Regions from separate parts of the Homo sapiens genome. Here region 2 is linked to region 1. Evidence: chromatin contacts called from ENCODE Hi-C or POLR2A ChIA-PET data. All regions are on one chromosome and are shown on one strand. Each heading gives the region's core, a stretch centred on a gene start or an enhancer-like site at or near the end of the contact. The rest is flanking DNA. Distances are from core to core; before and after follow the strand shown. Region 1 overlaps MMADHC-DT (MMADHC divergent transcript). Region 2 holds the start of LINC01931 (long intergenic non-protein coding RNA 1931).

What was found. A loop is a pair of places that touch in the nucleus more often than their neighbours do. ChIA-PET counts read pairs that join two places held with the same protein, here RNA polymerase II (POLR2A). Pooled maps may share reads with other maps.
Region 2: a map of endothelial cell of umbilical vein shows a loop between it and region 1 (3-fold over the local background). The contact joins the promoter of LINC01931 here to the enhancer-like site in region 1. A Hi-C loop is called at or near these places in 2 of 168 maps with a recorded cell type or tissue (IMR-90 and endothelial cell of umbilical vein) and 2 of 50 pooled maps. POLR2A ChIA-PET finds 5 or more read pairs at or near these places in 1 of 52 experiments (AG04449).

The regions. Positions count from the first base shown.
Region 1 is chr2:149,731,732-149,735,883 of GRCh38, reverse strand. All of the region lies in intron 1 of MMADHC-DT (MMADHC divergent transcript), which reads right to left. Among named protein-coding and RNA genes, the nearest start is that of LINC01931, 130 kb to the left of the region's middle. Within about 2 kb of position 1,848, at least 2 of the 41 ENCODE cell types and tissues checked have a DNase peak (open chromatin) inside an H3K27ac peak, as active enhancers do; they include endothelial cell of umbilical vein, where a contact is called at or near this core.
Region 2 is chr2:149,857,450-149,861,601 of GRCh38, reverse strand. It overlaps LINC01931 (long intergenic non-protein coding RNA 1931), which reads left to right and starts at 2,411. Exons shown (of 5, transcript NR_145421.1): 1 at 2,411-2,559; 2 at 2,999-4,151.

The DNA of each region.
Region 1 (4,152 bases), core at 599-3,098:
GCCAGACCCCTCATTTATCATGATTGCTTTCTGACTCCTTCCTAATTCCTGTTTTCCTGCTTTCCCCAGTATATAAACACCCCAGTTTTGGTCACTCAGGGAGACAGATTTGAGACTGACCTCTCATTCTCCTTGGCTACAGCACCCAATTAAAGCCTTCTTCCCTGGTGATACTCATTGACTCCATGATTGGCATGCTGGGTAGTGAGCAGCAGGACATAGACCCTAGAGGTACAGTAACAAGAATTCAAGACAATTAAATGTACTGAGACACTTTCTGTATTGTGCCCAAGAGCTGAGTTATTTTCCTATCATTTATGTTGAACATTTTTTTTTCTAATTCCGTTTATATAATGTGTAAATAAAAGGAAGAAAACTATGAAAGAATGTAGGGTTAAGAGTATAACAGAAACATTTTGGAGCCGCAGCCAAATGCCTGAGGAAATAGGGAGGGGATTTCCAAAGAGACTTTAGAAAGGAACTATGGGAATCAGAGTCTAGACATCTGCCAAGTCCAGAATACACTGGCGCCCTTCACAGAAGTAAGTATGTACTAGTAAAAGCATTATTCTCTATTATTTCTCACCTTTACCCAATTTCAAACTCTGTGGGAATATGGGGCAGTGGAAAGACTAGAACTACTCATTTTCAAAAGGTAGCTAAACATACCACCCTTCCCCAACCATAGACTTTCCACTTGAAACAGAACCAAACTGGAGAGAAAGACAAGATGCCTCAACTTACAGTCGTTGAGAGTATTAATTATATATGACTGGACATTATATATACTTATCCCAGGCTGTGTTTTATGTCTTGTTCATAAGACATTTTGCTACTAAGAGTGACCAGAAAAGTCAAGGGACTGACTAAGTGTTCACTCAGAGGCAGGAGCTGCCTCAGGAAGAAAAAAAGAAAAAAAAAAAAAAAAAGGAAAACAGAGTTAGTGGGAGGCAGAAATAAAACTGTGTAACTGATTTAGTTACTTTCTAATGTAGTCCTCTGCTCTACTGTTCCTGGCCCTGTCAAGTATCTCTCCTCTCACAAAGACACTGGTCCTTAGCTATGCCCAAAACTGAAGGTGCACCCTTCAAATTCAAAGCTAACAGGATATACGTTTAAGCTTAAGAAGCCCATTGTGAGAGACACAGGAAATTGGAAAGGTGGAAAAGTGCATTGTGTGGAGCCTCCAGGAGCAGGATGCTAGGTTTTCATTTTAACAGTCAACGCCATGAACCAGGGCATAAAAAAAAGAATTGCAGTCTGCTGTGTTGACTGGAATTTAAAGTAAACATGAGGAAAAATAATGGGAAGTAGAGTTAAGACAGGAATTCTAGGAGCAGGCACAAAGACAAAGGATAGTGGTTTGACTTCATGGACTTTTACTACCAAGGGTCTCCATGTTAACATCACTTTCCGACATCCCTCAGCACATAGCCCAACTAGTCCTGCCATTGCCAAGCACACATATGTTGACTAGCTGCATTTAAATTACTTAGAGAGATAAAAGAACCCTTTTTTAAGTTGTGCCCTGAGAAGTTAAAATTTTATCTCAACTTGGTTCTTTGTAGAGCACAAGAAATTGTTACTGAAAAGTTTCCATCCTCTGATAGAAAGGTCAGGCAAATATAGATAGAAGGGAAGTTAGACTCAGTCTGAGAAAGTGACTGTAAGCAGTGATTTATGGGCAGAATTCCTAGGGTGGGGGTAAGGGCAACAGCCTCAACACTGTAGACAAAGGAAACAATGCTTTATAATCTACTGAAAAAATGATAAGTCAAATTACAGAAAACATAGAACTGCAGAGATAAAAGCACATTCCCCCGGGGCAGGAAATGTAGAGCATTTAAAATGAGAAAATTTCCCCAGGCCCATTCCCTTTATTTGTCTTTGCTTCTCTCCTTTTTCTGTCTTCATTTCTCATTTCCTGTATTACTGACATTTTTAAATAAATCTATAGGAGTGATGTCAGAATTTTACATATATATGAACTAGCTTGAATATCAAAAAGTTGCATTTTTCTCTAAATAGTGATACAGATTTAACATTTGACATCTAGAAATAAACAAGAAACCATAATCCATAAAGCTTTAATTAACTGAAATACAGACAGCATGATATGATAATACATTTAGTGTTGTGGCTAAGAATAAATCATTATTATTTTAATGGTTGTCTCTGAAAAACTTCCACTTTTCCACACTTTTCTATTAAATGGGAAGCTCTATTTTCCTCCTCATTAAATCTACTGTGCTTAATGGGTTTAAAATTCAGTGTATATTGATCAACGACTGCTTCCTTAAATCATCTTCCTACACTGATTTTGCAAGTTTTCATATTTACAGCACAGGTAATAAGAAATAGTTATGCAATGGTTTATAGGTTTTAAAACATTAGAATACATTTCAAATATAAGGCCCCTTAGGCTACTCTGTATAGCCATTCTTAAATGCCCTTATTTTGATTACTTTTCCTATGTTTTGACTAAAATATTATTTGATTTAAAAGAATTCAATCCAGTTTGATTACTTTCATAGTGATCATATTTAAAAAAATTTACCCTCAAATGTTGAGCATTTCTATTTGGCAGATGCTATACTAACAGCTTTCAGCTTTACATGAAATAAGTCATGGAATTCTTACAACCACTTTACAAGATTAGTATATTTGTATATTTGCATATAGGGTAACCCTCAGAATAACCCCATAAGATTCTCACATGTACTATCCCATACATTCCCATGAAAAAGACTAAAATATGAAGTGGTGGGGAGTCCTGGCACAGGGCCCAGGAGGGCACAGCTGCCCCACTGAGATGCTCAGCAGCTCCACATGATACTGCCTTTACAAAATTATGACAGTGAGAGTAAATCTGACACAGTGGACTCCATCTTGCTTCTGACCTCTGAGCTGCCTTTGCTCATTCCTGGGCATAGACCAAGCTAACCAAGGGAGGAATTTAGCTTATACTTTAACTTTGAAGCAAGGATGATAGTAGTCCCTCCTTAAAACTAACTCTATTCCCCATTCCAACCCCCGCCACTGTTGGAGGGCTGAAATTGACTTTGAAACTGACTTGGTAAGACTAATGAAAGGCCACAAGATGAGGATTTTGGGAAGAGCCTGAGTTCTGCTAAAATGTAGGCAAAGTTTCTGTAACCCTTTACTGCTCAGTGGTCATATGGCCAGAGGTCACAAGATCTGTGGCTTCCCCAATTGCTCCTATAGAAAACATCACTATTGTAGAAACTAAGATTAACTTTTTATGAGATTTTTTTCAAACTGACCCTACCCAGACTCATGACTCATGACCCAACTGGTCCTGGGCCCCCACCCAGAGGCAGACTCAGTGTATGAGAAACGTTTTCCACACCCTTATGACTTCATTCCCCACCCAATCAGCAGCACCCCTTCTCTGGCACCCTGCCCACCAAATTGTCCATAAAAACTCTCATCTCCAAGCCTTCAGGGAGACTGATTTGAGTTAAAACTCTGTTTACCATGTGACCTGCCTTGCATTAATCAGACTCTTTCTTCATTTACCTTTCATCATTGAAACAGGCAGAAAGAATCCATTAGGTGATTTACATGTGCAGCCTGGTTCTGTAAGGTGGGCTGTGTGGTCACAGCAGCTAGGACGGTATCTAGATTGCCCCCATGCTTGGGCATTAAGGTGCAGAGACAGGCTAACTCACTTAATAGAAATATGACTCATCCTGCCTGCCGTTAAACCAAACATTTGTGTCTCTTCAATGAGGACCATTCAAGAGTAGTTTCTTTCCTTCACATCCCAGTATCCCAGAGTTCAAGCTGACTCCTTTCATCGTTGGTCATTCCTCAACATTTAACTGGAAGGAAATATCCCTGAGCTTAAGTGTTATGCTTAATGCAGTAAGCATGACCCCTTCTCAATAAGCAAAAACTTACGCTTTGTCTTAACTGTTATGGGTTGAATTGTGCACCCTCTCAAAGAAAAGTATCTTGAAGCCATAACCCCCAGTACCTCAGAATGTGACTTTACTTGGAAATAGGGTCTTTATAGAGGTAACCAGTTATTATGAGGTCATTAGGATGGGTCCTAATCCAATATAACTGGTGTCTTTGTAAAAAGGGGAAAGTTAAACACAGAGACAAACACAGAGGAAGATAACAGGA
Region 2 (4,152 bases), core at 1,162-3,661, 130 kb before region 1:
TGACATGTTTAGAGTCAAAGTAAACTGAAAACATAACCTTGATGTCACAAGTGGAAAGAAAGACTTGTTACATGTCAAGATCTGAAGAAATTTTTTCAGCAACACAGAGATATAACATCATGGATTAGAGCAAAACAACTGAACAACCTGTATATTCTAACCACAGCTATGATATCAAAGTTTACCTTCTCTATAAAAAGTAACTGATATGGTTTTTAATTCTGTCCCCTCCCAAATCTTGTGGGAAATAATAATCCCCAGTGTCGGAGTGGGGACCTGGTGGGAGGTGATTGGATCACAGGGATGGACTTTCCCCTTGTTGTTCCCCTGATAGTGAGTGAGTTCTCCTGAGATCTGGTTGTTGCAAAATGTGTAGCACTTCCCTTTTCTCTCTATTCCTCCTGCTCCAGCCATGTAGGACATGCTGGCTTCCACTTTGCCTTCTGCCATGATTGTTAGTTTCCTGAGGCCTCCCCAGCCACGCTTCCTGTACAGCCTGTGGAACTGTTCACCAATTAAACCTCTTTTCTTTGTAAATTACCTAATATCAGGTAGTTCTTTATAGCAATGTGAGAATGGACTAATACGGTAACCAAATTATTAAGTGCAGCTTACCTTTTTATAGTTCGTACATTTTAAAAATAAAATACTACAGAGCCACCAATTAAGACCTGATGTCATCTAAGCCAAGAGAAAAAGTTTTCCTAATCCAGCTAGAACAAAGGAGCCTGAACAGTATGAACCAAAGTATGGCCTTGGTCTCCAAACCCACAAACTGTGTTTGTATATACATAACCACAGATAAGACTCCTTTTATCTTAAAATCTTTCCATGAGCTTTTGTTTTTCTTTTTTCTTTTTTTTTCTGAGAACTTCTCATTATTTGCAGCTATTTCTAGGCCACAGCAGCACTCCAGTAGAGTGTTTTGGCAACAGCCCCTGTTGTGGTCAGCAACTCCTCTGCAGCTGGGATTTCTTGAAAGAAGTGAGTAGCATTTGCCTTGTAGTGCTCCAGCAACAAAACAAGGAAAACTTCCATGGGAATCAGATAATCACAGAGCCTTCCCTCTCTCTCCCCTTCCCTTTCGTCATGTGATCAAAGAGGTCAGAGCCACTGGTGCACATTTTAGTAAGCATGCCACGCAGAGAGGCTAATATAGGAACATAGTCCTAACCACCAGGCCCTGCAACACATTGTGGAGAACTCCATCAACTAAAGTGATTGTAGGACTCATAACCTTGATGTCACGAGTGGAAAGAAAGACTTGTTACAGGTCAAGATTGTATCACCCTAAAGTAGAGACATGCTTCAGGGTGGATATATACAGGTTTGTGCATTTGGTGTGGAGTGATTCAGCCAAAGAATTTACCCCAAAACAAGGTTATACATTGAATAAATATGAACATCTAGGTTTGCCTTAACTATAGCCAATAACACAAAGTAAAACCAAACAACAACAAAATACCAAACACACAATGTTTTCTGGCTAAGCAGAAATTCATGGGCAGAAGCCAAAGACAAAGAGACTTACAAGGTAAAAATCAAAACCGACACCTTAAAATGTGCAAGTCCTGTTTGGCTCATCCAACTTGAACAAAGCCACTGTCTGATATCAATCTAAATATCTACAACATGTTTTGATACTTATAAAAATGGGATTATGAAAATATACCACTGACTAAAATTGAACCTAATACGCTAAGATGTTGCCATTTTCTAATAATCTTCAAACAACAAAACAACCAAAGAAATGTCGTTGAGTCACCATAACTTTAAATAAGTATCATTTTAGAATCACTGGGATGGAAACAACTGTGAAAAATACCCTTTGAAATAAACAGCCCTCACTGAAGCCTGAAAGATCCGCTGTGGGCTTTTTATTTCTTAAGAAAGGTTATATTTTATTAATAATATTTTTATGTGATTCTAAAAAACTTTCTCAATGTTGACTCCTCTCTGCAAACATCTGCCTTCACTTTGCAGAACTAGTCACATTCCCATTACTAGTGCTCACCCATGAGGGGCAAACACTTTACTTTTGATGAGCGACAGTTTCAACACCCATATTAGGCAAAAGGGCATTTCTCACGAGAAAAACAGGCTGCTTGTTTGACAAACGGCTATTTGTGAGGTCGCCTTCTGTTTAATGATCCCATAGCAAGGCAGATGTTGGAGAGGGAAGTTCGAGAATCCTTCTAAACCAGATGCACTTTGGGTTACTTCCTCTGCTTGATTCCAAAACAGCTGAACAGAATAAAACAAAAGAGGAAATGGGGACACCCAAACTGAACATTATGACTCTTTCAGCAATAGCCTTTAGAAACCCTCTCAGGATACTGTGACATCACAGAGATGTGTCATCTTCTTATAGAATTTTGCTCCAAAAGCAGGATTTATACCATTTCTAAATGCAATTAATGCTGAAACACAGCTAGCATACATAGCAATAACTTAGGCAAAAAGGCAACACTCAAGCAAAATCCTTCCTGGAATTAAAATCCTGTTATTAGGTCAACCAACTTTTCTTTTAACTAACTAAATAAACAACAGCAAGACATGGTAAGCTTTGACTCAGAGAAAAAGATTCTGGATTGACTCTCGGAAGCTTCCTGTTTCAATTCCAGCTCTGTAAGACTTTGGGTGATCTTTCTAAATTTACTTCCTTCCTCTTAATCTTAGTATTATCATGCATTTAAAGAAGAGCATTGGACTTGATGACACTTACGAATAAGTTTCTGGACATCTGTGTCCAGTGTCATATGAACAAATGAAATTAATACATTCAGATTTCACTTATCATTTTTACTCATTTCTTACCAATAGTCCCTCTTTTTTCAGTAATCCTTACCTCAGTTTAAAATGCCAACAATTGCCCTGTTTCCATAGCCAGAAATCTGCTAGTCATCTTCTTCTTTTCTATTTTTGGTAATACAGTGCTTCCTTAAGTGGTTCTATATAGTTTCACTACATTTTTTTTTTTTTTTTTTTTTTTTTGCAGAAACCTAGACCTATAAGTTTAGTACCTGAATCTCTTGCTGATTCATGCATTTCTATTAATCTTCTCAGTCAGATGTTTAGCTCAGATCTGTCCTCTTATCCAAGCTTTTCCAAGAGTCTCCTAGCTACACTTCTGGCATCATGTTACACCCTACAATCCAGCTCTTCACAGTCTCCTGACTTCTTTTTAAAAGTTGCATACTATATATACATCTCTCTCTTGCTTAACATTCCTCAGTTATTCCCTAGTGGACACAGAATAAAGTCTAGCTTCTTAGCATGTTACTTGGGCTCCTTCAGTGCCAGTCCCCACAAATTCCTCACTCATCTTGCAGAAGCTCCCAGTTTTCAATATTCTCCTAAATGCTGTGGAACCTCTGTCTATGCAGGATTCTAAAGATGAGGAAAATTAGTCCCTTAAGACTCAGCTTAAGCATTGCCCCTTGTGCCTTTACTGTTAGTTTGCCCCTCTGTTCTTAAGAGTTTATTCCTGGCATTGCTCTTAAGGGAAGGAAGTTTGGCAGGGCCAAGAGTCCTAAACGTTAGACCTTTCTCTCTAAACACTAACAACATTAAAACTCCATTCAAGAAGGAGCAAAAGAAGCCATCATCTAGAAACAATGTTGATAACCACAGTTCCTGAACTTGGGCTTGTTAAAAGACTTTATCTCCATGAGTATACTGAAACACATATTTAGTTTATCTCCTATTATCAAGAAAGAAATATTAAAACTTCACTGTTGAGGATCACTCTGAATATGAAAGTGCTCAAGACAATCAATCAGGTCTCGAGATCTAGAAATTAGTATAAGTACTGAGTGCTAGGGGAAAAAAATTATACTCTTCAAACTACATCCCTGGGAGTGTTAGTGATGTCATAATTCACTGAGGATCTAGAAACTACAGGATGGATACTTATAAAAGATAAGGGAAGTATAGTGCATAGGTTGCTGAGAGGTGGAGAGAAAGTTGCTTACTTTTCCTGAGCCTCAACTTTCTGAAAACATAGAAACACAATTAGATGATGAGTTATGAGGTGAAGGAGGGGATGACTCAGCAGCAATGTGCCAGCTCCATAGTGACTTCTCCACCAAGCTGGAGAAGGATTTGCAGCAATGGTTCCAGAACCAACTGTGTGTATCTACAGGATGAAGG